2 separate regions of the Homo sapiens genome follow, and region 2 is linked to region 1. Evidence: read pairs that join two places in POLR2A ChIA-PET (ENCODE). Cell type or tissue: endothelial cell of umbilical vein. All regions are shown on one strand.

Evidence for each region. ChIA-PET counts read pairs that join two places held together with the same protein. Peaks named below come from ENCODE experiments on the same cell type or tissue, not always from the same donor. Only the 100,000 strongest peaks of a DNase experiment are listed, where the experiment ranks them.
Region 2: POLR2A ChIA-PET joins it to region 1 with 7 read pairs; 4 of 35 experiments call an interaction of 5 or more read pairs at or near these places.

The regions. Positions count from the first base shown.
Region 1 is chr5:128,056,816-128,061,815 of GRCh38, forward strand. SLC12A2-DT (SLC12A2 divergent transcript) reads right to left here. Exons shown (of 4, transcript NR_152813.1): 2 at 4,329-4,429. Among named protein-coding and RNA genes, the nearest start is that of SLC12A2-DT, 24 kb to the right of the region's middle. In endothelial cell of umbilical vein, no CTCF peak of the experiment used is centred here; no DNase peak of the experiment used is centred here.
Region 2 is chr5:127,921,892-127,926,891 of GRCh38, forward strand. The region is part of intron 6 of CCDC192 (coiled-coil domain containing 192); the gene reads left to right. The region is part of intron 2 of LOC124901059 (a long non-coding RNA gene); the gene reads left to right. Among named protein-coding and RNA genes, the nearest start is that of SLC12A2-DT, 160 kb to the right of the region's middle. In endothelial cell of umbilical vein, no CTCF peak of the experiment used is centred here; DNase peaks (open chromatin) are centred at 2,110 and 2,460.

The sequences.
Region 1 (5,000 bases):
GAATACCTCCCTTAAAGGAAATTTGGGGAGTCATTTAGACCTAAAATAAATGCGCTTATTGTTTTTAAAGACACTAGGAAAAAAGTTAGAGAATTTGAAAAATATACTCATTCATTTAACAAATATTCACTAAGCATTCTATTCTGAAAAAGAATATAAGTCCTTGTTTATCACTTTAAAAAATCTTTATTTTCCCACTTATAGAACATTAAATACATTTTCTGCAAAACAAACAAACTAAAAACTTGGAAAATATAAAAGCACCTTTAATCACACCACTCAAAGGAATACTGTTAACCTCCAATGGATGTCTCCATTGCTTCTTCAGTAGAATCCCCCCAAAAATGTTTTTATGGGTTGAAAGCATTAAAAAGAGTCTCTATTTGGGTAGACTCATTTCTAGGTAGTGAGATTGTATCTTACTCTTCATGGTATCAACCCCAAGAGCTGACACATACTATGTGCTAATAAAAATGTTTAGGGGATAGTTCATCAGTCTTATTAGAAATCAGACAAAATCAAAATATATTACCAAATGAACTCAATTCCCCATAGTACCTGCTGTGAAGCAGGACATTTAGAATGCTTAGTCTCATTAACTAATTCTAATTACAAGTAGATGTGCACCTATCTTGAATAGAGTTTCTCTATGTTTATCACAAGATGATAAACTTTGGTGTTTTATTAGGAATGATATTTGGTGGCACAGGCAAGAAAAGTCCATCCTTATCTGGTTATTGAAAATCAGGAATATGCTATCATTTGGAGTACAAATGGTAGCAACAGTCTAAAATTCTCTGCACCACTTTGTTTCACACCAACCAGAGGAATAAGGCAAAGACTGATTGACAAATGTCAGTAACTCATTTTTCACATATGACAAAAAGTGACTAAACTGATAAAATTATCATTTCAATGTTCTTGCCAGAAGGCTCAAGTAATTAGCAAAACTAACCAGCAAAAAAAGAGAGCAAAGCCCATTATTTTTCTTATGTTTAGAAATTACATAAGTACTTTCCTTCAAAAATAAAGGTTTTCCAGCCGGTATCTGTCTGCTGGATATAAACAATTAGCCTGTTTTAATATGGAATTTTCCCTTTTATTTTTAGTATTAGAAGGGAGATTCTAATAAATCTATGAGGAGGAGCATCACCCCTTATTTGTAACCTCAGGACATAAAACAAATATTTCCGACCCCCTTCAAAGTGTGGAGATGGGTCCCATATTTGTAAAACTAAGTTCTTTTTACCTTTAAGGAAATGAAATCAGCTTTTAGTCTGCCAGTGTTTTTGCTACAGTTTTAATATGCAGTCAAACTTTATTATGAAAGCCTACAGCAGATATTTGGAGCTAAGAGACAAAAAAAGTAACATGTCTAGCATGGGAGACCTGGGGAAAATGGACGGTGGTGCCATTTACTGAAATGGGAAAGGCAGAAAAGCAGGTTTGGGGAAGCTGGAGAGGAGTTCTGTGTGGCTCCTTGGCGTCTGTGGTAACAGAATTCAATCTTGGTTGAGTCTGTGGCACTGGTTTGTTTAACTGAGCTTCTGCCTTGGTCCTGTTTTTCATTCTATTCCGATACCCCAAGAGAAATGAATCTTGCCTCACCTTTGCCAGGCCTCCTTACTGGGCTCTTGCCTCACCTCTCCCCTTGAATAGCAGGCCAGTAGAGACAGGCCATCCAGGTGTCACTTCTGATCAGGCTTTCAAGGTTAGCTACCTGCCTTACCTAGAGTTCATGAGACCCTTTTATGTCAAACTCTCTTTGCTAAGATATGGATCATCAGTCATTCAGAAGTCAGGCCCCTTCCTGACTTGTCTGTCTTGTGGACAATTGGCTTTATCCCAGTGAGTTCTGAGAGAGACAGTTGTTCAATTAAGAGAACAGATTTTTCAGACTATTAATCTGTTAGCTGGAGAAAATAAGGTGCTATGGGACAAATGGTTAGTTGTGTATAATACGTGAACCTAGGAATAATCATCAGGCTCTTGAAGACCTCATCAAGCCAGGAAATATATGCTAGTTAGCTTCAGTGGTCTTCAAGAAGAGGCTCTGCAGCTTTAAGTAATGTATCTCAAAGCTTGCAAAGGCATTTTTTTCCAAAATAAGCCTTAAAATTATAAGTATGGAGTTAGAGTCACCATGTATATTTGAATTGTACAGTGAACCACTGGGATAATTCAGGCTGAGTCCATAACCTCTTAATTATCTTTGATAGTTTAGAAAAATTTGTGCTTCCTATCCTGAATTACCAGTTAATTACAGCTGTAAACCTTACCTACTGTCTTTTATTGTAAATGATGTTCTAATTTGAGTTGGCACTCTTTTAAATGACATTTTAGGGTTCAACGTCTTTCCTAGGAGATAGAGAAAACTTAAGAAAAAGGTCTTCTAGAACCCCAAGTCTTGAAATAGCTGCCAGTAAACCAGGAACAAATTCCATATCAAAAAGAGCCTAAAGTTCATCTCTATTCTGATACACATAGTCACAATTCTAATTTTCTAGTATGAAAAACTTAATCAAATGAGGAAATATCCTGGTTTTAAAATGAATTGATGGTTTGTTTAATTAAAAATATTAAAATTTTTTATAATAATCATATTTCCCAAGGCTGCCAAACTAGTTCCTTCTTCCATATTGTGCCAAGCTATTTGGCCAGCTACATGGACAGTGACCTTATTTTATTCAAGTATACTACAGAATCAGTGAGTGGTTTTCAGCTCTAAATTTACTCCCTCTGGTGATCCTGCTAATTATAAACTTACTAGCCTTCAGGGAATGGTATTAAATATTTTCCTCTTTTGGCAACTTAGTCTCTGAATTCTAAATCGAATGATGCTTTCATGTCAAATGACCCATTCGAGTGTTTTTTAAATGTATTTTCATAAGATGCAGCATATATTTTTAGCAACTAGTAAATAATTATATTAATATACTTATACCAATTGTTTAAATCATAATGAAACACTTACTGACAAATAAAATAGCAATTACTGATATAAAATGGGGAAATAATTTTACTCTCCTGCATTTGTACAGAGAACATTTGAGTAACAGTTTTCCCAAGCAAAGTAAACCAAATATTTATCTGGTGGATTTAGGCAGCAGAACACAACACAGAGAGTTTACATGTTTCAAGAAGTTACATACCTCCTGCAAGCGATATAACCTAATATCCAAATTATCTTAGTCAATTTGAGCTTCTATAACAAAGTACTATAAACTGGGTGACATAAACAATAGAAATTTATTTCTCACAGTTCTGGAGACTGAAGTCTGAGTTCACGGTGCTAGAACGGTGAGGGACTGGTGAGGGTCCTCTTCTGGTTGCAGACTGCCAGCTTCCCATTGCACCCTCATATGGTGGAAAGACAGCTAGCTAGCTCTCTGGTCTCTTCTTTTAAGAGCACTAATCCCATTCATGAGGGCTCCACTGTCCAAAGGCCCTTCCATCAACTACTATCACATTGGGATTATAGTTTCAACATACGAAATTTGGGAAGCACACAAGCATTCACTCCATTGCACAAATCTTCTGACCCATCCTAAACTTATTAGGATTTTTCTCATTCCAGTTACAGAAATCTCATTTGAAAGTCCATAACATTATTAAGTAGCAAAAAATGATGATATCCATCCATAAGATTCATTTTCCCCACTGGCCCTTAGTGGTCCTTTAAATACTAAACATTTATAAACAATTGATGACATGAGAGGATTCCACAAGCAAAGATTTCACTCTTTTGTTTCACCTCTGATAGGCAAAAAGCCAAATGAGGTGAAGTGGATATAGGTTTAAAAAGAGACTTGAGTGACATCCCAGGGTACTGAAAGGGAATGAAGAGAAACTTAGGAAAGGTAGAAACAGATCTCAGCAGATGTTAATTTTCTTGAGTTGCTCAAATTATTTAGGACAACTGCAATGAATTCTAAGTCAACAGTCAGGAAGAAATTGATTTGGAAAAGTTAGATGGGGAGTTTAATTGAATATGAGAAAAAGCAATGAATCAGCACTTGGGTAACTGCATAGGAAATGCTGACCCAGGAATTAAGCAGACTGGCTGATCTGTAAAATGGATCAATGTTAGAAATAAAAATCACCATAATTTCCCATCTGCTACTGGCATCAAGGCAGAAAGACTAGTTTTCAAATAATAATAAAAGCAAATATTTATGGAGTGCTAACTTAACAGTTTTGCCATATTACCTTAGTTATTCTCACAACAACCTGTGGGAACTCACTGAGACCCCCAGAGTTGATATAAAGATTATTCTAAAGACATTTGAAATTCAACAGATGCAGAAAAAAGCCTTCTCAGAACTTACCTTATCTCACTAAATGCAGAAACTACTGGGAGTGAGGCTGCCATAAATCTCTTCTGGAGAATTTTACTGGCCATAAAGAAGACAGAGAAGACCGCTTGCACCTGCATAAACAAACATTATCACAAACCTTCTTCTTTTTCATTTCTTCCCCTAAATACTCATTTGTTCTTCCCTACATAGAGGGCTTTACTCCCCCCTTCTTCTCCCCCATTAAGTAACCTCTCCCCTATTAGGTATATAAACCCCCATCTTTAGTTGTTTAGAGTCACATTTTTCTGTGTGCTCCTGCGTGAATAAAAATCTATGTTTTGTCTAAGTTTAATTCCCAGGCCCTCAAGAACTGAACCTAAGAGGGTAGAGGAAAAGATTTTCCTCTCCAACAAACATTACTTACAAAGGTAAGTAATTTCATCTTCATTAAAAACATGAGAAAACTTAGACTCAAAGAAGTTATAAAATTTGCCCAAGTTCATTAAACCAGAGGAATGAGGATTCAAATCAGGTTAGGCTAGGCACGGTGGCTCACACCTATAATCCCAGCAGTTTGGGAGGCCAAGGCAGACAGATCACATGAGGCCAGCCTGGCCAACATGGTGAAACCCTGTCCCTACTAAAACTACAAAAATTAGCTGGGTGTGGTGGCACATGCCTGTAATCCCAGCTACTCTGGAG
Region 2 (5,000 bases), 130 kb before region 1:
AGCCATGCTGGAAATGCTGACACTTCTGTCATTAAACATTGTCGTGCACTAAAAAGTACATGCTACTAAAAATATTTCTTCCTATTTTGTTTGATGTTAAAAGTCTCTTCAAATGATAAATATGAAAGCCAATTTGGACCTCAACGAATTGGATTCTGTGTTAGTTCTCTAGCCAAAAAATAATTGATTAAATTTCCTTAATATCAACATGTTACAATGAATAACTTCTTAATCTTTGTCAAAATCAATAAACTGCATGTGAAACAACCAGCTTCTTATTCTGCTTAGAATTTTGATACAGTTGTGACTTTCCCTAGATTTTTCCATAAGTTTGATTTTTATGATTTGCTTCATTTTAAGCTATCTTCTAGATAACATTATTTAATTTATTAAAACTCTTACTAAGAAAATGACTACAAAATGAGACTTGTAATAATGGGGAGGAGCCTCTGTTTATTATTTATTTATTTATGTATTATTTCATTCACTCGTCTTCCTGATTTCCTTTCATTTCTGTTATAAATCGCAATGCTTAAGTACATTGCAATGTTGAAAGTTTAAACATGGCCAGGCATGGTGGCTCATGCCTGTAATCCCAGCACTTTGGGAGGCCAAGGCAGGCAGATCGCTTGAGCACAGGAGCTCAGAACCAGCCTAGGCAACATGGCAAAACCCCATCTCTACATAAAAATACAAAAAGTTAGCCTGGTGTGGTGGCACACACTTGTAGTCCCAGCTACCCAGGAGGCTGAAGTACGAGGATCACTTGAGCCCAGGAGGTAGAGGCTGAAGTGAGCTGGGATCACACATCACACTACTGCACTCCAGCCTGGGCAATAGGGTGAAACCCTGTCTTAAACAAACAAACAAAGCAAGGAGGAAAGAAAGCTTAAACATCAATTGCATAGCTCACTCACTTATTCAGAGATGAGCCTTGTCATCTAAATGAACCAATGGGATGTGGGGAGTATTTGTTGAAGCTAGCAGGAAAGACAAGCTGCCTGTTTTTCTGTAGTAAATAAATACCGGTAGAAACATTCTTTGACACTAGACAGAAAAGAGAATTCTCTCTAGAAGATAATGGCAGCCATCTGAGTACCAAAATAGTATCAGGCTTAGGAAGAAGCTGGCACTGTAAAGGGAGAGCAAAGAGACCAAAAGAAGCCACATTTTCAGTTACATTATTGAGGCCACTAGTTCAAGACTTGCCTGAAGCTATCTCTGGAGCCAATACATTTTCTTTATTAGTTAAGCCAGTTAGAATTGGGCTTTCAGGTTGTTGAACAAAAACAGTAGTAAATGATACACTATTATTGAAATTTGGTATAAAGAAAAGTTTTGTTCATTGTGGCAGACCCTATTAGTCACCTACACAAAAGATTCTGTTCTTCCTTGTGAACGGAACTCCAATTTTACTCATAGTTCATTCATACAGTATTTTAGGGGTCCTCCCTCACCCATTTCAGAATGCTAATTTTCATTAGTCTTTTTTTTTTTTTTTCTTGAGACAGAGTCTCACTCTGCCTCCCAGGCTGGAGTGCAGTGGTGCCATCTTGGCTCACTGCAAGCTCCGCCTCCCGGATTCACGCCATTCTCCTGCCTCAGCCTCCCGAGTAGCTGGGACTACAGGCGCCCGCCACCATGCCCTGCTAACTTTTTGTATTTTTAGTAGAGACGGGGTTTCACCGTGTTAGCCAGGATGGTCTTGATCTTCTGACCTTGTGATCTGCCCACCTCGGCCTTCCAAAGTGCTGGGATTACAGGCGTGAGCCTCCGCGCCCGGCCTTTTCATTAGTCTTAACCAATCATGGCATTGATTTTTTTTTTTCTTTGTCAAGGGCTGCTTTAGGAATATGATGGACATACATGCACAAAAATATGAGGTAAATTCTGTTGCAAGCATCACGGAAGCTTTCCTAACTTTTAAAAAGATGAGACAAGACAGGACTTTCTCTTCCAACTTTCAGACAATGCCTTATGAAGAATGCAACCACCTTGCAGATAGAAAGGAGAAACAAAAGAATCCCAGAGAAGCCAACCTGGCTCCCCAGAGCTACCAAATGAGCTAACCCTGGAATTCCCCCAGGTTTCACCTTAGGTACAATAATAAACTTTCCATTGTATAAGTTGCTGATAGTCACATATCCTGTTATTTGGAGCTGGATCACTCTGACCAATATATTCACAGACAATATTGATTCTTTGAGGTTAATCTCAAGTAAAATATTACCTTACTTAATTGATTAAAGCTAATCTGAGTCCTAAAGAGGAAACAAGTACTTTCACCATTTTTGGCACACTTTATCATTTGATGGTTTAAGTGGTTTGAAGAACTGAAGTGACCAATTAATACATAATGCTGATTAAATTTAAATAATTTCTATATCTTAAGCCTCAGATGAAATGGAAAGTTTGCCTGCTGAAAACGAATGTGTGCCCTAAGCCTTTGTTTATCCAGGTGGTTAGAACCAGAAAACACTGGGAGGGTCATCTTGGGAAGCAGCCAGAACAAATGCCCATAAGTCTTAATGGTAACCGTGCTGCCAATTCCTAAGATTCTTAGCATTTGCTAGATCAGAAATTAATAATAGATGGAAACAAAAAAGAATGAGACAACTGGCCTGTTGTTTTATCTTTTAAAGCCAGGAATATTCCATAAACAATTGAGAAGTGATTAGCATATGACCCCCAAGGGTATGTTGTGACCCCAGATCAGTAGGAGATGCTAATGGGACAAGACTTCCATGGACTTACATATTTACCTGACAGTAGAGGCAGGATGGAGTGATGTGGTTGAAAAGTGGCCTGCATGTTTCAGACCTGTCTGAACAATGGATAGGTGCTGTGATCTATACAAAGATTCTGGTGGTATCATTCATAATAGTAGCAATAAGAGGCAAATATTTACTCTGTTCCGGTGTAATTGCTGAACAAGTTCTTAGTAAAATGACATGGAGTAGGTGCTCTGTAAATGTTTATCTTTCCCCACTTTCCTTTTATCCCCCTCTTTACTCCTATCTCACAAGTACAGAGGAGGAAGCTATGGAAAAAAAATCATAGCCACAGAATTTTTTGACATCTCTAAAAATTATATTATTTTTCTATTTTGATTTATGTACAATACATCTCAACAAATATATAAAACAAAACTTATATGCAACAACAGAAGCATTTTGCTGAGTATTCCATCTGTCCTCTTGACAATTTTTTATGCCTCTCTAAAGTGCCTTGGATTTGAGTCTAACCTGAAAATAACTCTATTACCATTAGCTTTAATAATGTTCTCAAGGAATATAACTTACCTGATAAAGTAGGTAACTATTGGAAAAAACACCTATGAAAATTAATGTTTATAATAGAATATCAGAAGATTTCCTAAACTAAAAAATCTTGTTTGAGTCCCCTCTTGGAGAATTTCTCTATAACTTTTGAATTATCTTTTGTAATTTCAAGATGAAATTGTATCTTGATATGAAAAAAATAAAATCAAGCTGATAAAATTGGAATGGCATTCCACAAGGAGGAGGAATTGAAAGACGAGTATTCCACAAGCTGTCCTCAAGAACGGGGCATTTTTATGCTGCCAAGTTAGCTTAGCAGACACATCCCTGTCCCTCAGCCCATCCTTGAGTCAATTTCTCACTGTTGTTTTATTACAGTAAAATTTAAACTAAAAGCAAGTAGCACAAAGTAAAAGCAAGTAGCACAAAAAAAGTTGATAAAAATAAAGTTAGATATGATTGTTCATCTTGGAGAAGATTGATAAGCAGTCATTGCTTTTGTAAGTTCTTCCTCTCAAGTGTGCAAGGGCCCTCCCACGTCGACATTATTTTTACCCACTTCAACTCTGCTATTGCTTCTCGTTCGCTTAAACCACTTTCATGGCTGTCTCTCTAAAACCTACTTTCCCCTTGGCATCTTCTGAACTGAACCCTGTAGTTTCAAACAATAAATGTCCAAGTGCTCAGGCATGTCACTACAAAGCCCATTTGTATTATCTTAATACAAGAAAAGCTTCAGCCAAATTAAATTTAAAGGCATTTAATTGAGCAATGAATGATTAGCAAATCAGGCAGCCCCCAGAATCACAGCAGATTCACAGAGACTCCAGTTCAGCCACGTGGTGGAAGATTTATAGACAAAAAAAGGGAAATGGGGCGTGCAGAAATTTGAAGTGAGGTACAGAACAGCAGGATTGGTTACAGCTCCGCCTTTGCCTTATTTGAACACAGTTTGAACACTCAGCAATGTATGAGTCATTGAAGTTCTGCCGCTGCAATTGGCCAAGACTCAGCTATTGTTACAGGTGCATACTCCTAAGTTAGGTTTTCAATTTTTGTCTATCTATTAAGCTAGGTTGCAGTTTGTCCACAAGGACTCAAACATAGAAGTATGGAGTCCTCAGGCCACATTTAGTTCACTTTAACAATCTGATAAGTGACTCCTCATCAGCTTGTTACTTCCTTATGGCTATTATGTCTCCTAAAGTGACTTAAACCGAGGAGGAAACATGGGGTTTGGACATGTCCTTGATAAACTAGTACCCCATAGAGATTGAGAACGTATTTTGTGAAAGAGAATTATAAGGATGTGGAGGTGAAGGAAGTTGCAGGAGCATGTTGCATGACCTAACGGGGGTGGAGATAATAAGACAAACTTAAAAGGTATTTAGAAGTCTAAATCAACAGAACTTTGTGAAAAGACGGATGAAAGAGCATGGGGGTAAAGGAGAAACTGGGTATGAGATAAGCTTCAGAGGTTAGATAATGAGTTGAGTTTTTGGCATATTATATCTGAGGTGCTTATAAGATATCTCAGTAGGAGTTCAGAGTCTAGAGCTCAGGTCCGACCTAGAGTTGTAAATTTGGCATTATTCATACCAATATATTGCAACCAAGGCCACAGGAGGGAATGAAATGACCTATAGAGAGGGAAAAGAAAGTTTAAGACCAGGAGTTTAAGAATCTCCATGCAGTAATTACTCTGAGGAAAAGCTCACA